Linked DNA regions of Mus musculus: all the other regions are linked to region 1. The links are chromatin loops, found by intact Hi-C in ENCODE. Cell type or tissue: left cerebral cortex. All regions are shown on one strand. Each heading gives the region's core, and the rest is flanking DNA. Links, peaks and the distances in the headings are about the cores only.

Evidence for each region. A loop is a pair of places that touch in the nucleus more often than their neighbours do. Peaks named below come from ENCODE experiments on the same cell type or tissue, not always from the same donor. Only the 100,000 strongest peaks of a DNase experiment are listed, where the experiment ranks them.
Region 2: it touches region 1 in a loop (6-fold over the local background); 5 of 42 quality-filtered maps call a loop at or near these places.
Region 3: it touches region 1 in a loop (2.7-fold over the local background); 2 of 42 quality-filtered maps call a loop at or near these places.

Annotation. Positions count from the first base shown.
Region 1 is chr7:125,389,122-125,399,195 of GRCm38, reverse strand. Gm30560 (a long non-coding RNA gene) reads right to left here and starts at 1,215. Exons shown (of 3, transcript XR_001778357.1): 1 at 1,013-1,215. In left cerebral cortex, for the core only: CTCF peaks have their summits at 5,118 and 5,317 (motif pointing right); DNase peaks (open chromatin) are centred at 5,051, 5,346, 5,710 and 6,358; H3K4me3 peaks cover 947 bases; H3K27ac peaks cover 1,011 bases.
Region 2 is chr7:124,783,857-124,793,930 of GRCm38, reverse strand. No RefSeq gene overlaps it. Among named protein-coding and RNA genes, the nearest start is that of 3100003L05Rik, 80 kb to the right of the region's middle. In left cerebral cortex, for the core only: no CTCF peak of the experiment used is centred there; DNase peaks (open chromatin) are centred at 4,966 and 5,276; H3K27ac peaks cover 1,277 bases.
Region 3 is chr7:124,665,123-124,675,196 of GRCm38, reverse strand. All of the region lies in intron 1 of 3100003L05Rik (RIKEN cDNA 3100003L05 gene), which reads left to right. Among named protein-coding and RNA genes, the nearest start is that of 3100003L05Rik, 39 kb to the left of the region's middle. In left cerebral cortex, for the core only: no CTCF peak of the experiment used is centred there; DNase peaks (open chromatin) are centred at 3,956, 4,516, 4,837 and 5,460; H3K27ac peaks cover 644 bases.

The sequences.
Region 1 (10,074 bases), core at 3,203-7,202:
GATGCAATGCAAATGTGTGGCAAATGTGTGGTAGCATGCACTTCAGTCCCAGCACTCTGGAGGGCTACAGATCCAGTTCCATCCAGCCCAGGCTACACAGTGAGACTGAGTCCTACCTGTCCCCAAAACAAATCAGCAATAACAACAGCCCCCAACAATAGCAACAACAACAAAGAAAGCTTGACTCTGCCTTCCTACTGCCTTTCCTCCTAGTAGGAGGGAATCAAGAAAATGGATGTGGGCGGAGGAGGTGGCTCTGTAAAGCAGCTGCCTTGCTGGCACGAGTTTGTTCCTCTGACTCCACATAAAATCCAGAGACAGGCGGCTGTCTGAGGCGCCCAGCCAGTGTCCTTGTGAGCTCCAGACCAGTGAGAGTCCCTGTGTGAAAGGAAGTGGGTGGTGTTCCTGAGGTTTTCATCCAAGGCTGTCACCGCCACACACACATGAACCCATATAGACCACACGCATGTGTATCCACACAGACACCCACACATGTACCCACACAGACACCCACACATGTACCCACACAGACCGCACATGTACACACACAGACCACACAATATGTACCCACACAGACCACACTCACACATACTCCCCATGTACCCACACAGACCACACACACATGTACACACACACATGTACCCCCACAGACCACACACACATGTACACACACAGATACCCACACATGTATCCACACAGATACAAACACACACAGACACACACAGACACACACACAGACAGACACACACACACACGTACACACACAAACACACACACGTACACATGCACGTACAGACACACATAAAAAAGAAGAAAACCCAGTAAGACACATTCTGTCCTGAAAGCTGGAGTCTGAGGCAGCTCTGGCATGGATCCAGATCAGTGATGTTAGCGTGAGAGAAACGCTAAGGCCTGTGACCGCTAAGCAGATACTTTCTCATCCTTGCAAGGCCTTGGAGACAAGTGATCTGTGAACAGTTTGCTCATTTTGCAATTAATATTTTTCACTTACCTACCTATGTTCACTGCAAACTATCTGCAAATACCATCTGAAATCATCCTGCGCTCCATTATGAGCCGGGCCTGTGGTAGGAAAACATCGGTGCTTTCCAAATGGCCAGGCACGTCTCCATCCCTCCCAGCTTCTCGGTGACTGTGGGACTAGGTCCTGACCATGGCTGTGAGTAGGTGGGGCATGTGGCACTTAACTGCTGGCGCACCTGATCCTCTTGTGTGAAGGTCACATAATCCAGATAGCAGCCCACAGTGACGTCCTAATTTGTCACAAGTGAGAAATAGGCTGACTGTGTCAGGGTGCAGCGGTTCATTTGTTACAGCAGCAGAGCTCAGGGGACTCTGACTGTTATGTTGGGCCACTGTGGGAAACAGAGGCTCCCTAACTTATGGTGGCCAGGTTTACCATCTTTTGACTTCATCATGGTGCCAAAGTGATTCTTTGCTCAATAGAAACCATGACGTCTGATTTGGGATTGTGATCTTTGTCCACATTGGAGAGGTGTGGTGGGATGCTCTTACATGCCTGGCATCTGCAGTGAACCAGGACTGGTGGCTGAGCTCAGGATCCTCACTGGTACTCTTTGCACACTGAACCATGCATTCTCACACCCTTTAAGACTAGAAAATGCCTGTGTGTGTGTGTGTGTGTGTGTGTGTGTGTGTGTATGTGTGTATGACCACACAGCATTTTTTTTTCTAGAGCAGACTTTTTTTTTTTTTTTTTTTTTTTTTTTTGGTGTTTAATGGTTTTGCCCTATTGGAAGCTAACCTAAGCTTTGGGCACATTTCCGGGAATTGAGGTTGGAGTTTGGCAGGCGAGGGGCACTGGGGCAGTTATGACTTAGATATTTTCAACCTTGGATGGTTTGTTTACTGGGGCATCACCCATTGTAAGCCAAAGAGCATGGGGGCTGTCTTCAAAGACTTGACCTCCACCGGGGCCTTATGTTTCCTCCTCCTCTTCTCTCTTTCTCCACCCCACTCCTTTCCTTCTCCCCCCTCTTCTCTCCTCCTTTCCCTTTTCTCTTCCTCCTCCTCCCCTCTCTCCCCATTCTTTTTCATTTTGCTTCCCCTCCTTCTCCCTCCCTCTTTCCAGCCTCCTCTGACCAACTCTCTTCTTCCTGCAAGTGCATGTTCAGGTAAGAAAGCCCCAGACTGACTCCCTCACTCACATGGGGTCTTGATTGCCAGCTCTTAGCCTATTAAGGTTAAAAGGGGTCACTCCTTTATCTAATAGAGCCACCTCCCCAGGTAGGAGTCACCTCTTCACACTTGACACCCTCTGGCTGGAGGGAGGAGGAACTCACTTCCTCCCAAGGTGGTCCTTTCCCTCACTGGGTGGGTCCAGGTAGGAAGGGCTTTTTTGTTGTTGTTGTTGTTATTTTTGTTGTTTGTTTGTTTGATTTTCTTTTGGAGGCATGCTGGGGTTAAACCTAGGACCTTGGGTGCACCTGGCAGGTGCTCTGCAACTCAGTCAGCCCCTGGGGCTTCCTTTCTGATCCCGGCTCACCCCTGTTCACTTTTATCCTCTCTTTTCCAGCATCCTGCAGAATTATTCTCTCTTGTCTGGTAATACCTGGCAGAGGCTCAACACCCCTTGAGACGTCTCTTTAGTGGTTCATTCGTGTTGCAAGCATAGCATACCCTATGGAAGGGCTTGGCAGGGTGATGATCCTTAGTCCATAGTTGAGTTGTGTAGAGACTATAAGTCACTTCACTCATTCACGTTATCATTCATTTACCCTATGTCCGTTCTTTGAGTGGTGGGAAAAGGCTCAGTCAATTGAGGGTTCCTGTTACTCTTTGAGTTGCTTCTAACTTCTGTGGGAGCCTTTGGAACCCCCCAGTATGAGTGGCAGCTGGAGGAGGTCCCTACAGCTCTCTTCAGAGGGACTCTGTTGCTATTGGCACAGCTCAGCGGACAGGAAGACGGGGGAGAATATCCCTGTCCACTCTGCTGGCACTGCCTATTGGTCAAAATCTTCCACACATTAGAGAGCAGAAGGCAAAGGTGTGTGTGTGTGTGTGTGTGTGCGTGCCTTTATGTGTGTGCATGTATCCACACCCTTATGTGCACATGAATGCCTGAAGAGTAGACTACAGAACAAAAGCTGTCCAGGTCAGGGGTACATGGTGTCATCACAGTGTATGTGCCACTCCCAGTCTAGAGCTGCTGAAGGTGGAAGGTTAATGACCTACAAGCCTCAGGTGGACCGAGGGGTCCCGAAGGAAAGCTGACTTGTCTGATAACACCTGTGAAAGCATCTAATAAGGAGATCCACAGGCCAAACCCTCTACCATGTCCTGACTGCTGGGGAACTGACCCCAGATGGACTCTTCCAGCCCTAACCTTCCCCATTTTCCATACTATAAGACCTCAATACCCGCCCCCCCAACATCATGTGAGCACAGTCTCACCTCTATGGAGAGGCTGCAGACCTCCAGATGTTTTGGCTAAAGAGCAATTGTTTCTGGAGATGCCTGTCTGCGATCTTTTATTTCTGTGTTGCCTCCATTGGTCCCTAACAGAAGAGGCGAGTGATCTGAGCTGACATTTTCTTTGCCTCCCTGGCTACTATCTAGGGAATGTGTGTTGTTGATGCTGGAAGCTGGATTTGGAGGCTTGGTCCCCAGCCTGTGAGTGGTGCTGGAAATTTTAGAAGGTGGCCCAGTGACATGAAGTAAGTCATGGGGGTGTGGCCTCTAAATAGATATTGGAGCTCCCAGTCCTTCAGCCTCTGTCTTTTGCTTCCTGGATGTTCTCTTTTGTCACATGTTCCCACCACAATGTGCCAGCAAGCCGGTGACCATGGACTGAAATCCCTGAAACTGTGTGCCACAAAACCCTTTCCTCCTAAAATCTTGGTGCCCCACGGAGCTGTTCACCTTGGTTTTAGAGCCTGGAAATACAGGTTTATCAAGAGCATCTACCTCAAAAGCTTACTGCAGAGATCAGTGGTGAGGATGTAAACAAAGTCAAGCGCTGAGCACTGAGAGAGCTGTACAGTCACTATGATCTCCCGTCTAGAGCCAGGGTCAAGTTCAAACGCCTTGAGGGATGGTCCTCATTCTCTCCTAGCTTCCTTGTCTAAGACTCCAGGTATGAAGAAGGGCCAGGGATGGGGCGGGGGAGCTGGGGCATAGTTGTAAACTTCTGAGTTCGAGGCGGCTTCCAATAAGAGCTTTTACATCGGTGTCCCTAGGCCAGGCCATCTCTTAGTACATAATCTTGTCACATGCAAATGTGCAGCCACACTGTGCATTTGCTGGCTGATCTGTTTATCACAGGTTGTTACTAGTTAGTGTTTGCCACGGTCTGGTCTCCTGGCTCTCTAGCACAGCCTGGCACGGAGGAGACACTCTCTGAACACTCTGCTGAACGGATGAAGAAGCTGGGGACTCCATGCCAGTGGCAGGCTGTGCCCCTTGATGTGGAGGAGCACAGAGGGAGACGACAGGTGGGAGGGACTGTGATGTCATCAGCCTCACCCACAGCCAGGGTCATCCCGGGGTACTCACTGGCAGGGTCACTTTGGAGAGAGCCTCCAGACACTTCCCACATGCTTTGTCCATGAGGCAGAGCCGAAGCCTGAAGTTCTACAAGGTCCAGCAGCTTAATACCCACTTGTTAGCTGGGTGCCTTTAATTCCTGAGGGTCTCTGGTTCCTCCTTGTGACACGGAGACACATAGTACTAACGTCAAAGATTCTGGCCATGAAATAAGCTCACCTATGCAAACAGCCTGGGAGGGGAAAGTGCTCAGTCTGGTATTGCTGTGTCCTGAGGCCAGGCTGCCCTTGAACTTGTGGCTCTATTTCTGCTTCTGCTTTCTGAATGCTGGGTTTGCAAGCGAGTATGAGCACTGTCATTCCCAGTGATTCTCTGGCACCACCAGGCCTAGGCTTCCTGGCTGCCTGAGACTTCTTCCCCGCAGCCTCCACATTGGACTAACCTGGCTCCATCTGGCCGCTGGGCTGCAGCAAAGAGCTTCCCTTGATGCTTCCACCAGGACTTAAAAAAAAAAAAAAAGGAAACCCTTTCTTGGATTGCTGCCCGCGGCAGACACAGTTTAAATTAACTCAAACCATTTTCTCTCCCCCCCACCTTTACTGATCCGTTTTCACGGAAGGGAATAGGAAGCCTTTTCAGAAAAGAGCGTTAGGAAGCGCTTATCTTTCTGCTCTCCAGAGGATGCCAGGGCAGGAGGTCCTAAGGTTTGTAGCGAGAGCAAGGAAGTGGCTTTTAAGGAGGAGTTTTCGGGAACTCGGTGCAGCGCACATCCCTAGGGAAGAGTGCAAGGTCCCGCCACACCGCCGCTGCAGTGCCACATATGACCGCTAGGGGGCACCCAGGCCTTATGACTGCTAGAGCCTGAGCGGCGTCCACGAGTTGAGACTGCGCGCGTGCTCAGGTTTGCGAGCCTGCGACCAGAGCCCGCGCTTGCAGCGGCGTCCTAAGTCCCTAGCAGGTCTAGCGCGGAGCCTCGCGCTCCTCTCCCTCCCTCCCACCCCATCTGTGACTCATTTATTCGGCTTTTCTCCCTTTGTTTCATCGAACCTATGTGCAGCTCCCCTCCCTTTCTCTTTCCCTTCCTTCTCCCCTCCCTCCCTCCCTCCCTCCCGTCCTCTCCCGATTTCATTCCTCCATTCCCTCTGCACATCTCTTCACAGTGTCTTCCACCTACCCATGCACCCTTCCGCTCGCTCTCGCGCTCCCGCCTTTTCTGCCCTCCTACTCTCCTCTCTTTCTGGATTTGGCCTGAATAACTTCAGATTTCCTGCCAGTCGACTTCGGGTAGTGGGCAGCTTTTCTGCGCCTTAGACCAACCTTCGCGGCTCCGTGAGGCTGTGTGGTGAGGGTCCGCAGTGTACAGGGGACAGTGCATGGCTCCCTGGATCCGGACTCCAGCTGTGCCTAAGCTCTCCAGAAAGCTTTAAAACATTGCTGAGCTCTGGGCTAGGTTGTTGGATAGTAGATAAAGTACCTGTTGACCAAGTGGGAGTCCCTGGCGTCCCCCCCCCCCCCCAGCACCACAAACACAGTTTTAAGTTTTGGGAGTCCTGCGCTCTCTGCCCCCCCCCCCTTTCCCCCTAAGGCACAGCTTGTAACATAGAGTTATAGTTGGAGGCTGAAAATGATTTTGAGTGTTGACAAAGGGTGTGAGGGGAACCCATTTGCTTGGGATTCGGATTCAGTGCTGCGCTCTTTCCACCCTGTTCCAGGAATTTGCAGGTTTAGCTCCAGTCTCATCTCCTCCACCCCCAGGCCAGCACCAAGCAGCAAGGCTGTGCTCTGGAAGGCCTGCCTGTCCTGGCCACATTCCATTAGCAAACAGCATTTCCTCTGTTCCCCAAGCTTATCTGTGGGTCCTCTATGGTGCTGGGGGTTCCCAGTGGGCAGAGCTGGGGTAGGACACCGGAGGCCTGGCCTGAATCTTTGCCCTCTCTTTCCTGCTAGTTTTGCCACGAGGACTTCTTTGGCTCAGAGCCACCCACATAGTTGCCAGGGGAGAAACTTCCAGAGCCGGGCCCAACAGCTGTCTTGGAGGCCTTGCTGGCCAAGACTGATTCCTGGGTGTGGCTGCTCCTCTCTTGGGAGGAAAGTAAGTAGTTTTGGGGTCCAGAGTCATCTAATGAGTATTAGAAAAGCAGATAGGGGTGGGGTGGGGGCTACGACTATTTGGCCTAAGAGGTGATGGGGGTGGGGCGGATGAGGGAGAAGTTGCCAGTCCTTTCCAGGTGGGAAGGTGCAGGTGTGAGTCCCAGCCAGAGTTTTCAAGCTGTGCTCCTGTGACAGAAACATTTCAGAGTGGTCCCCGGTATCCTTTGCATGGTGGGACAGGTCCAGTATAGTCTTTTCTACCAGAACCAAGCAAGCAAGGCTTGGGAAGGCTTAACGAATTCCATGAGGTCACTGTTCTAGATGGTACTATTGGCATATTTTATTCTTTTCCTCTTCCTGAGTAAATCTCACTTTCCAGCCGTTTGCAGTTAGCTAAGACTGTTTATTTTGTTCCGGCAAAGGGAAGTGGAGGTGAGAGTAAACCTTTTCAGTCCAAAACAGGAAACTTCCTCTGTGTTCTCCTAGGCTCCCCCCCACACCCCCGAAACTGTTGTTTGAGCCTGGAGGACATCCCTCTGTCATGTTGCCCAGCCTGCAGTAGATGTGCGTGCAGACAGATGATTCTGGGTACTGTTTGTTATTGCAGCAGATCCCAGCCCACCCTGACTGCTACATCACATAGCTAGGGAGAGATATGGCTGGAACTGGAGTTTAACCCTTTCTGACCCTGGGTTCTTCTCTTTTTGCCTCAAATGTAGACTGGGGGAAGGTGTGCAGGTCAATTGACTTAACGGAGTATAGTTTTTCTCTCCACGTTTTCACACTTTGGAATTAATTTTTCTCATTACAATCAATGACATCCCATAGTCTTTGCTGGTACTGCTGGGAGTGTGACACAATTGTCTATCAGATTTTTAAGAATGTCAGCATTGTGGGCTGGGGAGATGGCTCAAGGGTAAAGTGCTTGTCTTGGAAGCTCAAGCACCTCAGTTTGATTCCCTGACTCATGTTAAAGAGCCAGACTGAGGGGTTTGTGCTTCTGATCTCAGCATCGGCTAAGCGGAGACAGGTCAGCCACTGGAAACTCACTGGCTAAGCAGCTGAGCCTAACCATTGAGCCCTAGGTCCGGTTGAGAGATCCTGTCTCAGAAAACAAAGTGGAGGAGATGTCTCAGCGCTGAGCACCTGCTGCTCTACCAGAGGACCTGGGTTTGGTTCTTAGCTCTCACACAGTGATTCACAACCTTCTGTCCTTCTTGGGCACTGCATGCATGTGGCGTGCAGACATGCATGCGGGCAAAACACTCATTAATATAAAGAAGCAAATAGAATTAAAAAACAAACCCAACCAAAACAGCAAGGCAGGCAGCTCCTGAGGAACAACAGCCGAGACTGCGCCTGCATCAGAACCTGATGGGCGTCAATGCCGGAAACCTCTTACAGAAAGCTCTGTCACCAAGCTCCTCTTGTTTCCCTAGAAGAGACTGGCCAATGAACACGCAAAAAAATATTAGTGACTCCAAGCTAAAAGCGACTTGCAGTGTCAGGCTCTGGTGTGAAGATGTGTGGAGATATTCTGGCCAGTTAGTTTTGTGGGTATTTTCCACTTTCTATATGCATAATCTATGATCATAAACCTATGGCTCACTAAGTTTAAGGAAGTTCTTTTGATACATACAAAATAAAAGGCTGGAGTGCTAACAAAGTCTGGTATTGTGGTTTAATTGGCAACATTTTTTCTTTCTTAGTGGTTCATAAAGATGACCTTTGGATCGATAATGTATTGGAGATTTGTTCAGATATGTTCCTGTAGACTTAGGAGGTAGGGCTGACATCTTTTGCTCACTGGGGTGTCCCAGACCCTACAGCCTTCTAGGGGAGGAGCCTGCTGATAGGAGGGGCCTGTTGATGGGAGGGGCCTGTTGATGGGAGGGGCCTGTTGATGGGAGGGGCCTGCTGAGGGGAGAAGTAGGTCCCACCTGGGAGGCTCTTGTCTCACTGCTCCCCCAAACCCCCTTCCCCTGAGCACCTGGCTTTGATATTCTCTACAAACTCCTTCTAAGAGCTCCTGGTTTGCTGCTGCTCAGTGGGGCTGGTAGAAATGGGGACAAATGCAGGCTCTACAGAGGGAAAGAGGAAACCTCAAAATGTAATAAAGAAAATCCCCATGGCCCCTTCCAGGAAAATCAAGTGAAATTTCTGGAATAAAGATTAAGGTGGCTGCTATCATTGACTGTCCTTCTCCCTTGGTGACAGCAGTCTGGATGGATGTGGCACCTTTGCTTGCAGGGCCAAGTTTTGGTGACATAGAAAGGGAAGGAAATACTGTCTTAGTCCTTCCTCATCCTAACCAAGTCCACGCACCGCCCCCTACCCTGCCATTTTGGAAATAGAAACCAAGGCTCCAACCTACCCAGTGAGGAAGGCTTCAAGTGAGCCCCACTCCTCAGCTCTCCCCTGAGCCCTGACTACACCAGTCAGGGCAGATGTGTTATGCTGCAATAATAAACAAGCTACCGCCTCACTCCCTGGGGCTTTTCCACAGTTCCTTTAAAATCTGCCATGTTAGGCTCAGCTCTCTCTCTCTCTCAGACCCTGGGGGACACAGCCAGCATGTTGCCTGCAAAAAAACAACAACAACAAAAAAAACCCAAAAAAACCAAAACATGATTCACTGCTGCTCAATGACATCATGCTGGGGTGGGGAGGAGAAGCATATCTAACATAAAAGAGAATGAAGACTCATTGCATACTCTGAAGAAAGGCTAGAATATTCCCGAATGACCCCATGATCTGACCACCTTCTCACTACAACCCACACCCCCATTTTTAGACTTTTTTATTTTTGTTTCTAGACCCCATTTGTTGCTTGTGATCACTACCATGCCAGCTCTTCCCACAGAGTCAGTCTCATTGCCTGTCATGGGGCTGTGCTTGTAAGACCATAATTCCTGGTGTTTGCTCTGAAGGTGTAGACACTGTATCTGTTTCCCTGTGGCCTGGACCACGGGCTGTGACACTGTATGCTTCCCTGGGAACTTGCTTGTTGGGCTGGGCTATAGCTGGGGTCCAGAAGGACTTGTGCTGAAGATTTGGTTTCTGGCACCTGGTGCCCTTGGGAGGTGGTAGAATTAAGAGGCAGGACGTGGGGAGAGGGAGTTGGGCCATTGGAGGTGTGGCCTGAAGGGATCCAGGCTCCTTCCTCTTCTCTCTTTAGATTCCCAGCCATGAGATGAATGGCTTTCCTCAGACATGTGCTCTGCCATACTGCTTACCACAGGCACAAAGACATATAGTTAGTTAATCATTGGTTGACATCTCTAAATCCTGGAGCCAAAAGAATCCTTTCCTCTTTGTAAATTCATTATGTCTGGTATTTTGTTACAGTAACCCAAAGCTTTGTAGCATCAATTACCTCGTACAACTGAGGAAACACTCAGAGCAGCTGAGCTACTTGTCCACGGACACAGAGCTGTTAAGTGGCAGAAGTAGATT
Region 2 (10,074 bases), core at 3,106-7,105, 610 kb after region 1:
TGCCACCATCCCAGGGCCTTCGCATGTTCTTGCCACTAGGCTACAATTGAGCTTCTTTCTTTCATTTCTTACCCATCTCATAGTGAAACTTAAGATTTCAGTTCAGTTTTCCCTGAAAAGTTCTAGTGTGGTCCAGACTGCCCAGTATGTCTTCCACACTTCTCTCTCAAGCACTTACCACAGGGATACGTCTGTAATGTCTTGTTTGGTAGATGCTTGAACCCTTCAGTGACAATGCAGGCTCCACAAGGAGAGGATGCCTTATCATTTTATTCATTTTGTTTTCTAAGAAAACCATGGCTCAGGCATTTAATGCACATTTAATGTCAAAAGAAGATAAATGAGGTTTTCTGTGGAAGTGAGTGTATTGCAGGGAGGGTAAGCAACTTTCCCTGGTCCTTCGAGCCTTGAGAGCATTCTGCTTCCTGCGAGATAGACGGCAAGTAATAAGCGACAACTTGTATTAATAGATGTTCCTGGAGATGCCAAGTGAAGACAGCAAGCCAAGGGTTTCATTTTGTCAGCCAAGCTCTGCACAATCTACACAGTTATTACATTATATTCATTTTGCAATCAAGAATCACGAAGTTACATGATGTGTTCAGGGGTCTAAAAGTGCTTTCCTATTTGTCTTTAAAGAAATATAAATGTTTAGGGAGTAATGGGGCACAATGTCAGTGACAGTGACAGGGTGAAGATGTGAATCTGGAAAGCAAATCCAGAATGACTCTTACTAGGTCTCCTAGAACCCCGGAGAGACGCAATGCACCATAGAAATGATCGGGAAAGGATAGGGTTTCTGTGAAAGCAGAGAGGATAGAAAGGCTGGTCTCTGCCAAAAGAATTGGTGTGTTGTGAGGAATTGGTGGAAGAGTACAGCAATCCTCATTCCAAATGCAAGAAAGCCAAAGACACTGTCCTGATGGGGTCAGAAACAGGGGAAGCAGCTGGTGCTGCTAAGAGTAGTTGCTAGGCATGTGCTGTACAAGGGGTGGGTATCTAAAAGAATAAAGACAATGTATGCACTAAAATAAAGGTCAGGTCACTGAAAGTCCCAGCTCAGACACTGATGTGTCTAGATTTAAAGGGAAGTGTCAGGTTAAGGGCATGGAAGTCAGTCTAGGAAAATCATGCCACCCTCCCTTTCCTCCCTTTCCCTCTCCTTCCCTTCCCTCCCTTCTCCCTTCCCTCCCTTCATCCTTCCTTCTCCCTTCCCCCTCTCCTCCCCTCCCCTTTCCATCCTCCTCCTCTGCCTCTTCCTCCTCTTCCTTCTCCTCTTCCTCCTCCTCCTCCTCCTCCTCCTCCTCCTCCTTGCCTCTAGCCTGCATACCCACGATGGGTCACAGTCACATCAGAGGACACATTCTACCCATCATGCTACAGGGGAGCTCTTATCACCCAGGCTGCTGCACCTGTAAGTGGGGATTGCAGGTGATATATACTCTACTCACTAAAGGAAGACCCTGTTTTCCTTGCCACTTCCCACAGCTTCTCACTGACACTAGACAGCATAAGGACCAGTGGCTACACAAGAAGGGATGCTGATAAGGTGGGTACTGTACGCTGGAAAGATTTCTTTTTGAGAGACTTAGTAGTTCATAAATAATCAACTTCCTATCACCTAATTAAGGGTATGAACGATGCAATCCAGGTAACCAGAATTTAAACCCTGAATCTGCCACCCCATGGCTCTGTGAATGAACGGAAACATCTTTACCCTCCTGAACCAAGAGTCCAGATCTGCATTGTTTCATCTCTCTTCGGAAGATTCTGTGAGATCCCTAAGATGTGTGAAATACATGGCTTCTAAAGTAAATATCACATTGCTGCTACTGAGTTGAGGTGCTAAGTGTGTCGGCAAGGGGTATGTTTTAAGAGCCACATAAGAAAGCAGAGTCAGATGTTCAAAGTAGAGAACCAGCCTGAACCTGCTCTGGGCAATGTCTGCTGAACTTCCTAGACAGCTCAGGAATTCCAGTCTCCAGTACTAGATCTTGAGACCTCATGTATCTGCATAAGACTGTGCATAAAATGATGCTCACCACAGCATGCTCAATAATTTTATAAGAAAGGTATATGTCCATTAAATTGGGGACAGTGGCTAAGTAAAAGAAACAGTATAGTCACTATATGGAACGTCAATTAGAGTTTAAGTGAAGGAGATGAATCTATGCTCCATAGTTACATAAACAAATTACAAAGCAATACATGCAGAATGATATAATTTATGCACTACAGGATGTAATTCTATGCTCTAATCATGAGAGGAAGATCCAAAAATGTTTACAACGCTGACATGTGTATCACCAGGGAAGAGGAGCCAGCTTAGAGTAAGACTTCCTAAGCTAGATATGATGATGCAGCTGGTAACCCCAACACTTGGGAGCCGGAGTCATCAGGATCAGGAATTGGAGGTACACCCATGCTACGGCAGCAAAGCCCTGCATTAAGACAACTGATAGAAAATTTAGGTTCCTAGTCAAAAGAAACTGTAGAAGAACCTCTACTTTTTAAGACAAATTATTCTTTGTGTAGTATGTGAGTGCACATGTGAAGGGCAGGCATATGCATGCCAGGGCATGTGTGTGGAGTTTATGGGGTGATCTTCAAGGATTAAGCCTTACTTTCCTACATTGCTTGAGACAGTGCCTCTACACTTCTGCCTTGGCCAGGCTGGCTGGTCCACAGGCCTCTGCAGAGCCTCTTGTCTCCACCTCCCCATCTGCCCTTAGGTGTCCTTGGATTACAGATGCTTCCACTATTGTATTTGCCTTTATGTGGGTTCTGCAGATAGGAACTCATATAGCTGAGCCTGTGGATCCATCTTCCCAGCCTCATCTCTACTTTTTAAATGTTTTACAAGAATATATTCATATTTAGCATGTGTAGTCAAAATCTTAGGAAACCCACAGAGAAGGCTTAATCTCTATATAGGGCTGAGCCCAGAGGGTTGGATAAATTCCCCGATTCCCAAGTTTAATGTCTAACTCTGATTTCTTCCCTGGGTATGAAAGCATCCTCGAAGATATGGAACACCCAGCCTTTTATTTCTTCTGTCCTGCAAAAACTGTTTTTGGAGGGAAATTGTATGAGAATGCACAGCCTGTGCTTACATTTGTCTGAACATTTCCTGGAACAGGGGGCAACTGCCTGACCTCCCCACACCTGGACCCATAGTTAACAGTCTGTAAAAAAAGTTGCCTCCAAACCGCACAGACATGTGAGATAGAGCATGGGTATTCACAGAAGCCAGCTACAGTCTGAAGAGATGCTAAAGCAAAGATATAGATGGAGAGTAGCAGGATGCAGCTGTGAGCAGCCACCAGTAGTCAGGTGCTCTGGGTAGGCAGGTGCTCCGAGAGCCGAAGAGAAAGTCATGCATGAGGACAAGCTATAGACGTGTTTGACCAATGGCAAAATCATGGAATGCTGGGACAGGCACAATCTAGAGCTACCTTGGAACTCTGCTTCAACAACCAAGACTGCTACTGGGAGGCTGAGTGATGCCCTAGACCTTAAAGAGATGATGAATTCCAGTAGATGCCAGTGGCTTCTAGTCATTGCTGGCTTCCTTGTCCACCTGTGTCTTTTATGGGAGACAGAGCTGCTAAATTACAGGCTTCACAGCTGGTTATCTGTAGTTTGGATCAGAACTCTGCTGGTATTAATTAAATTGTCTGTGGGTAGAGTAAGAAAACTACAACTTTAAGAGGTTTTAACCCATAAAAGCATGGTTCTTGTTTCTTATTTATTACTAGAGACAGAATACTGGGTCTTATGCTTGCTATGTAGACACTCTGCCTCAGAACTACATCCCCAGCCCCATATTTCATGCTTCTTTTGTGCATCCACGAAGCACCCATTGGAGGCCTTGAGTTGTGTTCCTTTGCAGGTTGTTGATGTCATTATCATCTGTAAAAGTAAAAAAAAAAAAAAAAAAGGAAGGAGGAAGCCTGATGAATTGGGTGCTGGCTCTGAGACATGTCCTGTGTACTCACATTTCAATGGTCATAGCAAGAGCATGACTCACTATCAGAAAAGTCAAGCATTTTATGCAAGCAGGAATACCAGCACTAGAACTTGCAGCAGGAGCAAACTCCCCCTCCTCGTGTCTGATTGGAGGTGATTATTGTTTACCGAATTTTATGGCTTTGATGTGAAATGTCCTCCACAGGCTCATGTGTTTAAATGTTTGGTTTCCAAATGGTAGGATGGTGGTGCTGTCTTGGGAGGTTGTAGAGGACTCTGGACATGGAGCCTAGATGACATACATAGATGAGCTGGCTTCTCTCTCTCTCTCTCTCTCTCTCTCTCTCTCTCTCTCTCTCTCTCTCTCTCTGTGTGTGTGTGTGTGTGTGTGTGTGTGTGTCTTGACTGCTAGAGCAAAGCTTCCGGCGCCTCTAAGGCAGACCATTCATGATTCCATGTCACTATAAAATGTATCCCCTAAACAAATCATTCCTCCTTTAAGCTGTTTCTTATGGGTTATTTGGTCACAACAATGAGAGGAATAAGCAACACACCTAACAAGTGGTGGTCAGAAATAAACCCAGACCTGAAGAGATGCTTAGCATGATGTACAACCCCTAATAAATTGGCAGTGACTACTGGCTTTATTGGAGCCAAGAATTTACGAATCCCTGTTACCTACAATCAACTTGGCCCAGCTTCCTTTCCTAAACCATTACGATGGGGATAATCTCTAAAGAGCACAGATGGGTTGACATCTTCTCTATTAGCCATCTATCTTCAGGATGTCAAGAAATTGTTTATGCCATTCCTACTATTCATAGGTGAGACCAGAAATGTGGCTAAGGTCTTTGATGGATCACATACTGAGCTAAGGGAAGACTGCCATGGAACCTGGAGAGCAAAAGTTGGATAGAGAGACTGTGCTGAGGGGTTTATTGCTAAAGCTTAGTCATTGCCAGGGGTGTGGGGGTTGGTGCAGGGAAGCTCACGATGCAGAAATAGAAGCAGGAGCAGGAGCTGCAGGCAGGCGAGCAGATGGAAGTTATTTTTAAAAGGAGGCTGTATAAAGCCGTAGGTGGAGAAAGCTCTAGACACAGAGAGCCAGGGCTATAGGTTAGAATGTCCTAAAGAGAAACCTGTATTATCCTGACAAGGCTGAATTTTTTCTCAAACAACTTTCTACACCCTGGGTCCCCAGCATCAAAAATAAAGACATAATTTTAAGAGTCAACATGCAGTTTTCAGGTGGTGGACAGCTAAAACTGTCCCAAGCTGCTTTGAACAGAAAGGGAAGCCAATTGATGCATGTAGTTGGAAAGTATAAGCCAGACATGACTTCAGGCAGTGATGCATCTGGGTGCTAAAATGGTGTGATTGGTGGTATTTATGTTTTATTGTTTCCTCACTTATGGTCTCATTCTTGTGCAGATGTCCCTGTCCAGGTGTCCCAGTGGCAGCCAACACCTCTCCTGAGACACACCAACACAGCAGCTAAGCATTTATAAGCATGATTATTCATTCACTTATCTGGGTCTAGGTATCTACTTTCCTGAGATATTTATTGGCTTGAGTCTCCTCTCTATTGAAGATAACCAAGAATCAGTGTACCAGACCCACATGACTTCGACAGCCAATGCATGACTAGAACTTGTATATCATCCATAATGAGATACTTGGAAATCTTTCTTAGAGACAGAGATAGAATAATTGTCTTCCGTGGGTGAACCCAAAGTGACATTTACTGAACTGTTCAGAACCTGAATTAAAAAACACCCATTTTTCTTTGCATTTGGCCCACCTGTACAAGTTCCCCCAAGGCCTGTTTCACATACCTGCTGCTTTCTGAGGGGTTCCGAACTCCCTAACAACCTTTAGTTTCTTTCTTCCACCTTGCTCCCCTGAGGCGTGGGTCTACATTGGGCCCATGTGACTGATGCTCTTTAAGGCCAGTCTTGGATAGCATCAGTTTATTTTGGTAATTGATACTTAATGTGAGAGCAATGGACAGATGGATGGATGGCTTATGAAGACTCAACTGGAAGAAGTATTTGGGATTTACAAGACCTATTGAGGTGAGGGCAGTGCCAGAAGCACAGGCAAGTAGTTCTCAGAAATGTGCAGGACAGGCACAAGCACGTGAAGGTGGAGATGTTTCAGTTCCCAGGCCAGAGCCCCCTTTATCTTGGGATTTCCTTTACTCTCCCTAGAGATCCTGGTCAAAGCAGAGGGTTAAAAAACATGATGCTGGAAGTGTTTCCCAGCTCTGCCACTTCAGGGACAGACTCTATTCTGTGTTCATGATTTTTCTTTGCTGGAGAAACTTTGAGGAGCCCTTGGAGGTCAGCTTACCTCCTAGAATACCCATGCTTCTCTGTCTCCTTCTCCCAGGCAGCTGCCTGCTAACCCAAAATAGAAATGCTAAAGTATGGACCAGACTAATGGAGCCTGGAGCCTGATTCTGGCAGCTAAAGAAAAGTGGAAGACTCCAGAAGTTCACATGGCAGACAGACTCTGGCTCTGTGATGGGAAGACGGTAGCTCTCTGTGGCATCCAATGCCTGACACACAGCTTTTGTGCTGCCAACTCAGGCTTCTGGGAAACATGAGAGAAAGAAGGGAACAGTCCTGTAGAACAGATAGTCCATATAGAAAGTTTCCATGGAATGTCTTTATTTTCTTCGGAACAAGGCAGGGTGCAGTCATTTTCTGATAACACATCACATAGTACCTGCCATCCGTACATCATGAATAATCCCACTTGATCAGTTATCTTCTAAGAAGAGCACTGTCATGACCTCCCCAACCGCGGCACACTTATACACACACACCACACACACACACACACACACACACACACACACATTTCCAATGATGTGGTAAATGATTATACTGTGATCAGCTGACCTTGTCCTTGGTTTGAAAGCTGGTAGGTGGAACAGCATGACTTAAGTGGTTTTCCTAATGAGCATGGGATATGGTGAAATAAAAGATTTTGCTTTCAGGATCTCCCTAGCTGCATAACTCTGCAGAAGTCTTGCTTTCCTCATCTGTAAATGAAGCCAAAATAATAAGGTTGATTACCAAGTAAGACGGCACAGGTACATATCTATTATACAATCTAATTCTCTGCAGAGGCGGGACAGCCAAGAAGACATAGACTCTTAGCTCATAAGCAAATTATTTAAGCTCCATGAACCCAAGACTTGAAATTGGAGGTGGAAAATTTTTTACTAGATCATTTTATCTGTTAAATAACCAGTAATAATTGCTAGTTATTAAAAAAAATGTTGTGAGTATTGACTGAAAAGCCACCTGAAAACATTAAGCATGTCACATTCACAGATGCCAGGAAGGCTGCCTGCTGCTCTTCCCTCTTTGACAGCCTATTACCAGCCACATCTTCATTCACTGGGTCCAAACCATATGAGGCCCTGATCCAAACTCCCTTCTGTCAGATCCAGACCAGAAACAGATTAGAGTGAGCAGATTAGGGAAGGGACCCTCCTCGTGAGCACCAGTTGGGCATTAGCACAGTTAAAATCTAAAGTGAGAACTTCTGGTTTCTTTGGAAAGTCAGTCGTGTTGGATGATGATTTGCTGGGGCAAACACATGAAGGAGTGTTTTCCTGAAGCAGACACAGGTAAAAAGATGATTTGCTAAAACAACAACAAAAAAACCCACACGCATAAAAGGATGCGCAATAAAGGATTCTTCACTAACAATACACATGTATATTGGCTTGCCTCCCATCGTGTAGCTGAGCTCTGTTTGTTGTGACTCCATAGAGAGAAAGGCACTGAAACCCTTCTAATGGTGGTCTGGTGGCTTCTTGGTGCCGTAGACTCAGGCCAATTGGCAAAGTGACGGCAGCTAATAAAGACGCACATGAGGTTTTGCTAAGACAGACTCACATGCTGAGGCAAGACCCATGGAGGACACATGATGTTTGGCGGGAGTATAAATAGAACTCAACAGACAATGACAGGGGATTGCATAGCTCGCTTTACAATGCTTCTTGGTCTGGAGTTTTCCCTGATCTTCACTTTGTTAAGAGAGGCATGTCGACGAACTTCTGACCTAATCGCTCCTGCTGACTCATGCCAATTTAGCTGAGGCCTGGCTGTTTCTGCTAGGTAATGCCACTACTACTGATTCGTGTTTACTATCCCAACACCACTAAACTGGACTGCCGATATATTCATAAAGTCTTTGTGAATGGATCAAGCTGCTGTTGCTAAGTGCTGTGATCTGAACTGCGGACAACGCAGGTGGGAGTTGCTCCAAAGACCCATTTCTAAACAGATCTACTTCCCTGTATCCTAATAACGTTTACTTTCTACTTCTGTTGGGGAATGGGCTAAAAGAGAGGTTAAAACATTTATAGAAAATGTTATAAAAATTGGGGTTTAAAAAGTTTAAACTACAAAAATCTGTTTAATTTTTTCTTGGTGTTCTTAGTGTTCCTTCAGTGCATACTACAAGGATTACTGCTTCCTTTTAGCAAATAAGCAAAGCTGTTAGGGGTGGGGAAGTTGGCTCTCCTCCTCACTCCAAGCGAAGGAACTCTCAGTTCCATGATCAGCTGAAGCACTCCCTGCCAGCAGCAGCCATTGCGGTCACTTTGTGGATAATATAAGATTAAACAAAGATTGTGGCTTAACACCCTGGCTCCTGAAGACAGTTTTCAGCAGCCTCTTCTCCATTAGAAGAAGCCTCTAAGAAATCTAGATGGTTCTAGAATTATTTCTACTTTGGCCACAGGGGGCGCACTATCCCCATTAAAGGGGTTGCTGAGATTGGGGCTGGAAAACTAGGCTGGGACTAGTCCCTAGTATAAATGTCAGACACCATGACTGAAGCTAAAAGGTTAAGATGTGGTTGGTCTGTTAGTTAGTTCTTGTTGTTGTTGTTTTGTCAATTTGACACAAACTTCTCATCTGAGAAGAAGGAATTTCAAGTTAGGAAATGTCTCTGTCAAATTGGCCTGTACATAGTTCTGTAGGACATTTTTCTGATTAATGGTTGATGTGGGAGGGTCTATTCAACTGAATAGAGTGCCACTGCTGGGCAGGTGACTCTGGGTTATATCAAAAACTAGGCTGAGCAAGTCTTAGGGAGCAAGCCAGTAAGCAGCACTCCATGGCCTCTGCTTCAGTTCCTGCCTCTGGGTTCCTGCCTTGAGTTCCTGCCCCAACCTCTCTTCGTGATGGACCATACATTTTAAGTCTTAGTAAATTCTTTCTTATGCAAGCTGCTTTTTTGCCGTGTTTATCACAGCAAGAGAAAACAAAGTAAGACAGTAGTCCAAACAAATGGCTATGATTGATCAAAACAAATGGCTGTGGTTAGTCAAGATACCCCTCCTCCTTGTCATAGAATCAGGATTCTTAGGCGTACTGTCCTAGTTTCATCTCTGTCTCTGTGATAAGGTATCCCAACAAAAATCAACTAAGAGGAGAGGGTGGTTTATTTCAGTGTGCAATTGCAAATCACAGTCCGTCACTGTGGGGAAGTCAAAGCAGGAACTTCAAGCAGGTAGTCACATCACATCCATAGTCATGAGCAGAGAAAATGAACGTGTGCATGCTTACTTGTCTGCCTCCTATGTTCATCACTTTTTCCCCACAGTTGCACAGTTTGACAACCCCCATTGGTAGGGAATTATGCCACCCACAATGGGCTGGACATTTCCTCATCGATTTAAGACAGTCCACCATAGACATGGCTGCAGATCAACCCAATCTAGATAATGTTTCATTGATACTATTTTGCTGGGTCATTCTGGGTTGTGTCAAGTTGACAATTAAAAGTAGTTGTTATGTTCACTCAGATTTTCAGCTAGAAGACTCTTCCTCTGTTGCTAGAACATTAAGCCCAATAAAAATATCTTCAGGAGTAGTTGTTTCTTGCCTGCTTTTCAGGAGTGCAATCAGAGACAATAGAGAGACAATAGAGACAATAGAGAGAGGTTAGGCCAGCAGTGAGAAGCTGGTTAACTGGCTGAAGCAAACAGCTGGATTACTACTCAGTGGTTACCAGGAGAGGAAGAAGGGATGAGAAGTAGAGAAAGAAATGACTACAGGAGGGTAGAGGCCTATAGGG
Region 3 (10,074 bases), core at 3,874-7,873, 720 kb after region 1:
TATTTAACTATATAATACATATATATATATGTATATATATATGTATATACACACACACACACACACACATATTACATAGATTCATTCTATAAGTGATCCCTGACTAAAACATGGCTGAAAGCCTTGGGAAAATTTAAGTACATTTGGCTGGTTACTGGAAGGGGTGCTTCTGATGAGGGCCACAGTACCTGCTTCTTTACATAAATAGAGTTTGAACTGAGTTGAAATTCAGATGACCAGAAGGTGTCAACCAGAGGATAATGCAAGAGAGAAACTTTCCCAGGAGCACAGCAGACACCAAGGTTCTGGGGTAGAAATATACTAAAAAATGCCAATAAATAGAAGACAAGCAACCATGATGATTTATGCATCATACAGTAGCCGAAAGAACAGTGCTAAATGATAAAAGCAAGATGTAGGGGTTTTTGAAATGCAGAGAAAATCAGTTGGTAAGAGAAGAGAGTGGTCTCATTGTAATTTTTTGCGTATTGTAGAGATTATAATATACATATCTCTTCCATCCTTTTCATCACTCCAAAGCCTTGTCTATACCCTCCCTGCTCCTTTTCAAGTTCATAGCCTCTTTTTTCATTAATTGCTGTTCTCTCTCTCTCTCTCTCTCTCTCTCTCTCTCTCTCTCTCTCTCTCTCTGTGTGTGTGTGTGTGTGTGTGAGTGTGTATGAATATACATATGTATTGCTAGATATAACTGCTCCATTTGTATAATGTTACTTGTATATGCGTTTTTGGGCCTGCAACTTCTACCTCAGTGATTGAAAACTAAGTAAAGAAAAATTCACTCTCCACATGAGAGATAGGCCAAAGAAAGACAAGGATGTACAATACAGGGAGAAGTCTTCCACCCAGAATCCCCTTTCTTCCAGCAATCAGAGATGCCTTATCTGGCATCAATGGCCTTTGGTCCTGTGATGCCCCGGTGTAGGGGAATGCCAGGGTGGTGAGGTGGGAGTGGGTGGGTGGGTGGATGAGCTCCCTCATAGAAGCAGGGGGAGGGGGGATGAGGTAGGGGGTTTTTGGAGATAAAACCAGGAAAAGGGATAACATTTGAAATGTAAATAAATAAAATGTCAAATGAAAAAAAAAAAGAATTTGAGGCTATTTAGCTTGACTCTCCCCTACAGACAGGATTCCTCTGAGGGCTCAAGACATGTTCCATTTGCTAAGATCTACCTCACTGCAGCAGCCCCATTTCCAGTGCACCCCACTTTATATAGTGTTCAACTTAATGATGTTGCTTGGGTTTTGAGAAAAGTTGTCACTATGTATCTCAGAATGAGCTTGCAGTTATAATCCTCCAGCTAAAGTGTCATGACCTCCCCCCACAGAGAGAGAGAGAGAGAGAGAGAGAGAGAGAGAGAGAGAGAGAGAGAGAGAGAGAGAGTCCCAGAGTCTCCGAAGTCCCACAGTCCCCTCTGAGGCCATCCCAGAGTGAGAGCTGAGATTTGATTACAGCTCCATCACCCTGCCCACTCTGGTGCCAGTCTTATAATGTCACCCTAAGACAAGATATTCTTCCAGGGCAATGTTTACAAAACCTCCCAAGTGGCCAAATCATCTGGCAATGCTGTATCCGCTGGCCATTAATTCATCTGCAGCCACAGCCCAGTCATGCTCTGGTTGGCTGCCAAGCTACTAATTCCAATCTCCTTACCTGCTCTTTGATTTTTATCCCCCTTGGGCTAAGAAAACTGATTCATCTTTTTGGTTGACAATGATGAAACAAAAGTCTCTTTTCTACAAAGAAAGAGCGAGATGGCACTGTGCAGGTGTCAGGAAACCCCAATTAAAACATAGCCTTTAATTTCCAAGCAAAAGGCTTAATTGAGGCGTAGACACAACTTAAAACTGCAAGCCAAGACCTTGAAAAAAATATGGCCTCCACTGCACCCAAAGGACAAAAGAGAACATGGAGGTTTTGTTCAAGAATTTGCCCAAGCTATTTTGAAAGACAGTTTGTTGGCAGTTGTGTTTTTTCTCAGGAAGTTAGCTATCACTGTTGTGATGGGTGTTATTTAAGTGGTGGGAGTTACTTAATGAAAATAGTCTCAAAAGTCCTAACAAGAACCTTCTGCAAGTCAGCTGGCAAGACCTTCTGGAGCAAGTGTTTGCAACCCAAGTGTTCTGCCATTGTATCCTGCTATAACTTGCAACTTAAGTTTCTCAGAGCATGGAGCCTTGAAGAAGTGGGCTGAATGGGAGGTTACAGTTCCTTATAGGCATAGCTAAGAGGGGCCAGACTCGCTCTTTCTCCCCCTTTCCTCCTTTTCCTCCTCCTTCTACTCTTGCTTTCTCCCCTCATTTCCTAACTCCTCGTCCTCATCCTAGTCCTCCTCCTCCTTCCTCTCCCTCTCCCTCCCCCTCCCCTCCCCCTCCCCTCCCCCTTCCCTCCCCCCCCCCCCTCCCCTCCCGCTCCCCTCCCGCTCCCCCTCCCCTCCCCCTCCCCTCCGCTCCCCCTCCCTCTCCCTCTCCCTCTCTCTCCTTTCCCTTCCTAGCCAAACACTGAGCACCCTCTTTGCTAGCTGCTCTTGCCATGTTGTGCTGCCTCATCAAGAGCCAGTAATTGACAAGAGCACTTGGCCTTAGACTGAACTCAACTTGTAAATCAAACTAAATCTTTCATCTCTATATGGTTAATAGCTCAGGTAGTCACAGAAAGCTGGCTGGCCAAGCCCAGCTCCAATGTTGCCGAGATGCAGAGGAAGGATCACCTTTGCACACTCACTTTTCACAAGAGGAACAGTACGCTCCCACAGACATGTGATGCATGAGAGCCCTGGTAAGCACAGGTACAGGACACCCACTCGTGTTGGGTGTAGCCCCCTTGTCTTGTTCTTTCTTCCACTTCTGAGCAGCTTCTCCAAATTCCAGAATTGACCCATGAAGGTTCAGAGCTCAACTCTGTCCCTGAGAAGCTGACCACAGATTCTGATTCCCCAGCTGGGCCATGCGCAGGATGTCTTGGACTTCTGATTACGTAACATCCATGTGCTTCAGGTGTGATGCTGAAGCTGGTAGGACCCTGGATGCTGAGGGCATCAGTCCACTGATGGCTGTGGTTGACTAGCTGACATGGGCCCCAGAGCAGCAAAGCACCACAGAAACCTATAGAACACTGCAGGAATTAGGAACAGATGCCTGAAATAAAACCACATGCCAAAACCTCTCTCTGCTCTCAAGCACAGGATGAGTAGATAAAATCATTTCAATTAAATAAAAGCCATTCTGAGGCTCAAGCAAGAAAGGATGCGCCTTGGGAAATCTAGGGACAATAGTGACTCCCCGGGCTGAGCAGAGATCAGACCATCTGGGGCTGGGACTCTAATTCTCTCACAGAAAAGCTACTATCGGGAATATGGCCTCTAAGGATAGCAAGGAGGAGCAATGACAGGGGTGCCTGAATAAATTATAGAGCTAGGAAAAAGATGCTAGATCTGAGCCCTCTTCTCTCATAACTTGGTCAGTCTGCTTTCTATCCTTTCGATGGTGGCAAAGTACCAGGGGTAAACAGCTTATAGAGGGGGAAGATTACTGTGCTCCGTGGGTCCATGAGCTTCAACCTGCGGTCACGTGGGTCTATTTCTTTGGGCCTGTGGGCAGACAGAACATCGTAGTAGGGATTGTTGTTTAACTCAAGGAAGTTGGGAAGCAAAGGGGACAGAGGAGGAGGAGGAGGAGGAGGAGGAGGAGGAAGTTTCCAGTATTATCTCCAGTGACCTCATTTCTTTCCACTAGACCCATCCCTCAGAGTCTCAACATCCTGCTGTGGTACTGCAGTCTGGTGATCTAACTCTTAACACATTTCCCTGAGTGTTGACAAGAGGGGTCATTAAAGATATCTGAGTAAAATTTTTTGCCTTGGACTTACATGAGTCATAGCTGATTAATCTGAGTTTTTTCTCACTTCCCACACAGAATAGACTCTGAGCTGTCAACCTGCTGGGAGAGTGAAGAATTCTCTTACTTCAACCCCCAAAGCAGATGTTAGGAATCTCTCTCAAAACCTGGGCCTGTGGTAGACTCCTGAGAGGACAGATTCCTGCTGACTGTGAGCTTACAGCAAACTTGACAAAATAAGTTATTAAGTTATAAGTTATATTAAAATTATGCAAAAACTGAAGTAATTTACTACCACATTTACTCTCAGCAAATTAAAGAACCTCCAAGGGCTACAACCCAGCAAGAAGGAAATTGAATGCTAGTGCGGGGGTGGGGGGGTGGGGGGGGGTGATATTGAAGAAGCATCAAGGGACAAAGCAACAGGAGTGATGGTGGGGAAGAACTTAGAAAGCATGGCCCTTCAGCACACAAGTCAGCAACTGAACAGCAGCTCAAGGGAGCTCCTAACCGGACAGAAAGAATGTGCCACTGGCAGAGGGTGTAGCACCACCAAAAGCAGATGGGAACTCATCCAGATGCAGGAGACTGTTTTCCCGGTGATTTCCTTGCTCACCCTTGATGGATAGCTACCAATCTATGGAGCCAGAAGCTGAGTCAGGTTTTCCTCTTCAAAGTTCATTCATTCACAGCATCAAGGGAGCCATATGTCTGCACTGGAATAGATGTAAAACGAAAAGAAAACCTGGATTTCCTTCCCCTGTGTAGGTAGTATCCAGTGTCTGATCCTATTCTACCTGATAGACCTAGGAACATCTTCACAACTGACTCACGAAAGGATCTTGGGGATCCTTCATAGATCATGAAGAACTATTGTTCTATAGTCTCTCTCTCTCTCTCTCTCTCTCTCTCTCTCTCTCTCTCTCTCTCTCTCTCTCTTTTCCTTCACATCATCTACTGACCTAAGCAAGTCCACCTGGGTAGGATGCTGGGGCTGGAAAAGGGAGAAAAACCACATGATGTCAGCACTATCCCATGTGTTTGAATATGAGCCTGTTGGCAAATTACAGCCTGCCACTCTCAGATAAGTAAGGGAGATGGAAATGTCAATTTGAGCAGATTCTTTTTTTTTTAATTCTTCTCTTTTAAAAACTATAATCTAGAGAGGGGATGGTGTCTAGTATGTGAGTTTCAAATTCAACAGAGAAAGCCGGGTTTACCCAGGATTTTTGTCACAATAGCAAGAAGAATCAGAGTGCTAACTCTGTCCTTTCAGGGAGATGCCATGGAAATACCAGAGCTTCTGCAGACAGCCTCTTGGGATTAGAGAGAGGAGGGAATTAAGCAAGGCCAGTATGCCTTGATGCCTGAAGATGCTCTTAGGACAAAGAAGTACAAGTTTCAAACATGAGGGTGAGGGGTGTCAAGAAAATACATAGCAACTCATCTGTACAGTGGATTGTGGTGCTGTAAACTGTCTTTGAATCCCTTTGCGTCCTTTGATATTAAGACTTGAGGGAAAGCAATTTCTGTGCTTTAAGCTCCCCAAAGTGAAGAAACAAGATTATACTAACAGCTTCTAGCAAGCACAGCATCGGGCGGCGGTGCTGTTTATTTTCTGAACATGTTCCTTTCCCTGTGATGGGCTCCAGGCATGTGGAGTGAAATATAAATAGTAGAGGGAATGAAAGAAGAAGCAACATGCTGGGTTCTCTGACCCTTCTGGGTTCCGGTTTAAGACGAGGAAGGCTCTAGCCAGAGGGGGTGGTGCACTTGGGGACAGTGTTCATGCTTCAACACAGGTTCCTGTCCAGAGGGAGGCCACAAGGTTAGGGTGAAGTTCACAGAAGGGGATTATTAAAGGGATTTGGTGTGAGCTCCATTGGACACCCAGATAAAGGGCAGAGGAGATTTCAAACCATTTTGACATGTATTTCCCTCCACTCATCTACCTCTGGGCAGAGGCTTCCAAGCATCCTACCTTCCTGTTTCTTTTAAGCATTTTGACAGTCCAGAAGTGATTTGAGCTGGAATCTTTTGTCTTTCTTCCATTTGATGTAAGTGTTGTGTGAGGGTGTCTAAACAATAACAGCATAACAGCTCATATTTATTGAAGACTGGGGATTGGGGATTGGCGTACTTAAACCTCACAACAGTCTTGGAGGTAAATACTGACACTTCTCTAGTGCTGCTCTCTAGTGATGTTCACAAGCTCACCAAGAGGGAGAACAGAGACTCCAGAAATGCAGAGCTGGCTGGGGCTCCATCGGGTGGACCCTGAGCACCAAGCAGAAGGGATGGCGGCTGCAGCTCTTTATCACTAGGTTGAAAAGATGATCACAACACAAAGGAACCTCCTGGGAACACATGCTAGTGGAGTGGGAAGGGAGGTTACATTCCCAGGCAGCTCTAGCCTTTCTTCTCAGCAGCATCTGCTGTGGGAAAGAATGGCTGTTTCACCTGGGCAACCAGAAACTGGCAGAAAAATCAACCAAATTCCCCCTGTTAGTATAGTTTTGAACTTTTGGGGGAGTCAAGCAGAGAGAAAGAGTTCCAGGTACCCATATAGCCTACCACAAATGGATTTCTCTGTTACTACCGTCTTGCACAAGGGCACGTATTGTGATGGTTGCCGAAATCATTGTACATCATTATAAACTAAAGCCCTTAGATTATAGCAAGGTCTTTCTTTGCATTATACAATTCTATGATTATTTTGGACAAATGCTAAAAAACTGCATACATAACATCACGGTACAATTGTATAGAATAGTTCCCAGTACTCCAACATCATGGGATCCACTCTTAATCACTCCCCTCCTTCCCTCCGCCATCCTTTCACTGTCTCTGCAGCTTTGTCTTTTGTGGACTGTAATAGAATTGGAATAATACAGTATGCAGGCTTTTCACACTGACTTCTTTGGCTGAGCAAATGCTATTAAGTTTTCTCCCTGTCTTATCGTGGCTAGAGAGCGTGTTTCTTTTAAACCCTTGAATAATAGCCAACTGCATAGCTACGTTACAGATTATTCACCCAGCTATGGAAGAGAATCTTGCTTGCCTCCTAACCTCAGCTCATATAAATAAAGCTGCTATAAATGTGTCAGCACATTGTCACACGTAAGTTTTCAACTATTTTTGGTAAATGCCTAAGGGTACAACTGATATATCCTAGCAAGGCTATGTTTAGTGTTTTATCTAATTCACTAAGCTATCTTCTAAGGTGGCTTCCATACTCTCCATTCCCATCAACAAACCACAATCATTTTTCCTGCTATTCAACCGTGTCTGCATTTGAGCTTGTCTGTTATTTATTTATTTATTTATTTATTTATTTATGTTACTGTCTTAACTTCCAATTACTTAATGACAACAACACTCTGCACTATTTGTGGTTATTTTCTGTCAGTATATTATTTGGGAGAAGTGTCTGTCAAATTTACTTTATATTATTCGACACACAGGGTCTCCTCTATCCTAGGCTGACCTCAAACCTGCCACCCTGAAATACATGAGACCCTGCCTGGAAAATAAGATAAGCCCCAAGATAAGCTTGAACTTCGTATCTCCTGGGCTCCAAGTCCTAGGTGCAGGGATTATGGGGTGTGTGTCGCTTGCCTTGTTTATACATCTGGGCTTCATGTATGCTAGACATGGAAGCACTCTGCCAGCTGTGATGAATTCCCAGCTCTCTTTTTCTTATTTTAATTAGCAAAACGTTATGCTCTCTTGTTATTGAGCTCTTATTGGATTATTGGATTTAAGAGTTCTATGGGTATTTTCAATAAAAAAATACTTTATCAACTCACACATAATAAATATAGATTTGAAACCCCCGCCCCCAGTTCCCTCCTACCATCACCCTTCCTTCGCCTGAAGCCCTTCTTCTCTGCAAGCCCTGCCCCCTTCTCATGCCTTTTCTGTGTGGGACTAATTGAGTTTAATTAGTGTGGCTTCAGGAGCACGGGAGGGAGATTATTTACTGGAGCCAGGCTACTGAAGCATGGACTTCGTGTGGAAGGAAAAGGCTCTCCTCTCCCCAGGCACCATTAATTATCAATAGTCTCTCAGGGAGGGGCGGGGAAAACTAATCTTGTTTAAATAAAGCGTGCTTTGGTGTTAATTCTAAAACTTACTACAAAACGGGATGTCACCTGCGGTCTTTCAGCTGTCCACAGTTTACACTCAACATCTATTTTGAGCTAAATTTTGTGAAAAATTATTGCTCCTCCTCCCCCTCCCTACTCTTCTTCCTCCTATTTCTCACCATTCCTTTTCTTCTCTTCACCTCCTCCTCTCCCCCATGTCCCCTCCTCTTCCTCTTACTTCCCCTCCTCTTTCCCACCCTATCCTGTCTTCCTTCCCCATCCTTCTCATCTAGTTAAGATTCGTTAATTTAAAAAGAGAAAAGAGAGTCCAATCTCCCACAAACTTAACTTGCCTGTTCTTGTACCAAGACTGTGCCATTGGGATTGTTACAGTGTTGCAGTAGGCCATGAAGTCCTGCAGCCAGACTTCTGTCTCTGCACTTCTCCAGTGGGCTTCACCCGTGATCTCACTGTAAACAATGGAATCTGTGACATTGCCTTCCCATGTCAGTCGTAGATGCAGTGTCATCATTTACAGAAGAAACCAGGAAGGTTTTGAGTGTGATTGTATTGACCCTGTAGGAAGGTTTTGAGTGTGATTGTATTGACCCTGTAGGGCAAGTTGGAAAGAGCAGATATGCTCACAGACTTAACTATGCCTATTTGTGAATATGCATGATTTACTCTTTCATGCTCTTGTCCTTCTTTGATTTACTTAACAATTTTCTAGTTTTCCTCACACAGACTTTAATACATTATTTTATTACACAGATGCCTATAGGTTTGTTAGTCCTGATGCAAATAATAATTGTTTTCTTAATTTCACTTGCAGTTGTTCCTTTGTTGATATGTAGAGCAGAAATTGACATTGTACATTAATTTTATATCCTGTGACTTACTATATTTATTAGCTATGGATGTTTTTGCACATTTTAGCATTTTTTATACAGCCATGCAGTCTTCAAAGGCAGCTCTATTCTTCTTTCTAATTATGTCTAATTTTGTTTAACATTCTTGTGTTACAGCTTTAGCCACCTGCTTCAGCACAAAATGAGTAGAAAGGATGTGGAGACATGAGCGCTTTATTTCAGATTCTGAGATGAAGCCTCTCAATTCTCATCAGCAAATATGATGCCAGGCCTAGATTTCTCTAGACTTTTAAAATTTGGGTTGGAAAAGTTTCTATTATCCCTGTTTTCTGAGAGTTTAACATTATAAATAGATGTTGTATTTTGCCAATGCTTTTCTGGGTTGATTCGATCATCTCTGACTTTTGCTCCTCAACCTGTTGAATGATGGATTACAGTCATATATCCGGTATGTTGCAAAGGATATTTATGACTATACCAAGACTCAGATTTCGAGCTTACCTGAACATTATGAACTTAGTCTCTCTGGCTTGTCTGGCGAGCTGTCTCCTCAGCCCCATAGGATGATTTTTGTATCTTGTTGAATTCTGTTTCTGGTGTGTTTTTTTTTAATACTTATGCTTAGAGGCGATATTAGTATAGTTTTCCTTTCTTATGATGCCTTAAGAGTGTTTGCTGTAAGGACCCAGATATAGCTGTCTCTTGTGAGACTATGCCAGGGCCTAGCAAACACAGAAGTGGATGCTCACAGTCAGCTATTGGATGGATCACAGGGCCTCCAATGGAGGAGCTAGAGAAAGTACCCAAGGAGCTAAAGGGAACTGCAACCCTATATGTGGAACAACAATATGAACTAACCAGTAGCCCGGAGCTCTTGTCTCTAGCTGCATATGTATCAAAAAATGGCCTAGTCAGCCATCACTGGAAAGAGAGGCCCTTTGGACTTGCAAACTTTATTTGCCCCAGTACAGGGGAACGCCAGGGCCAAAAAGGGGGAGTGGGTGGGTAGGGGATTGGGGGGGTGGGTATGGGGGACTTTTGGGATAGCATTGGAAATGTAAACGAGGAAAATACCTAATAAAAAAAAAAGAAAAAAAAGAAATAATGACCATTAATCTTAAAACGACTTGTTCTACATTTGCAATTATAGGTTATTTTATTTAATAAAATATTATTTTAATATAAAAAAAGAGTGTTTGATGTTGAGGTCTTAAGTACTTCATAGAGGCAGTTCAGAATTGATAGCTGTTTTTCTATTAATA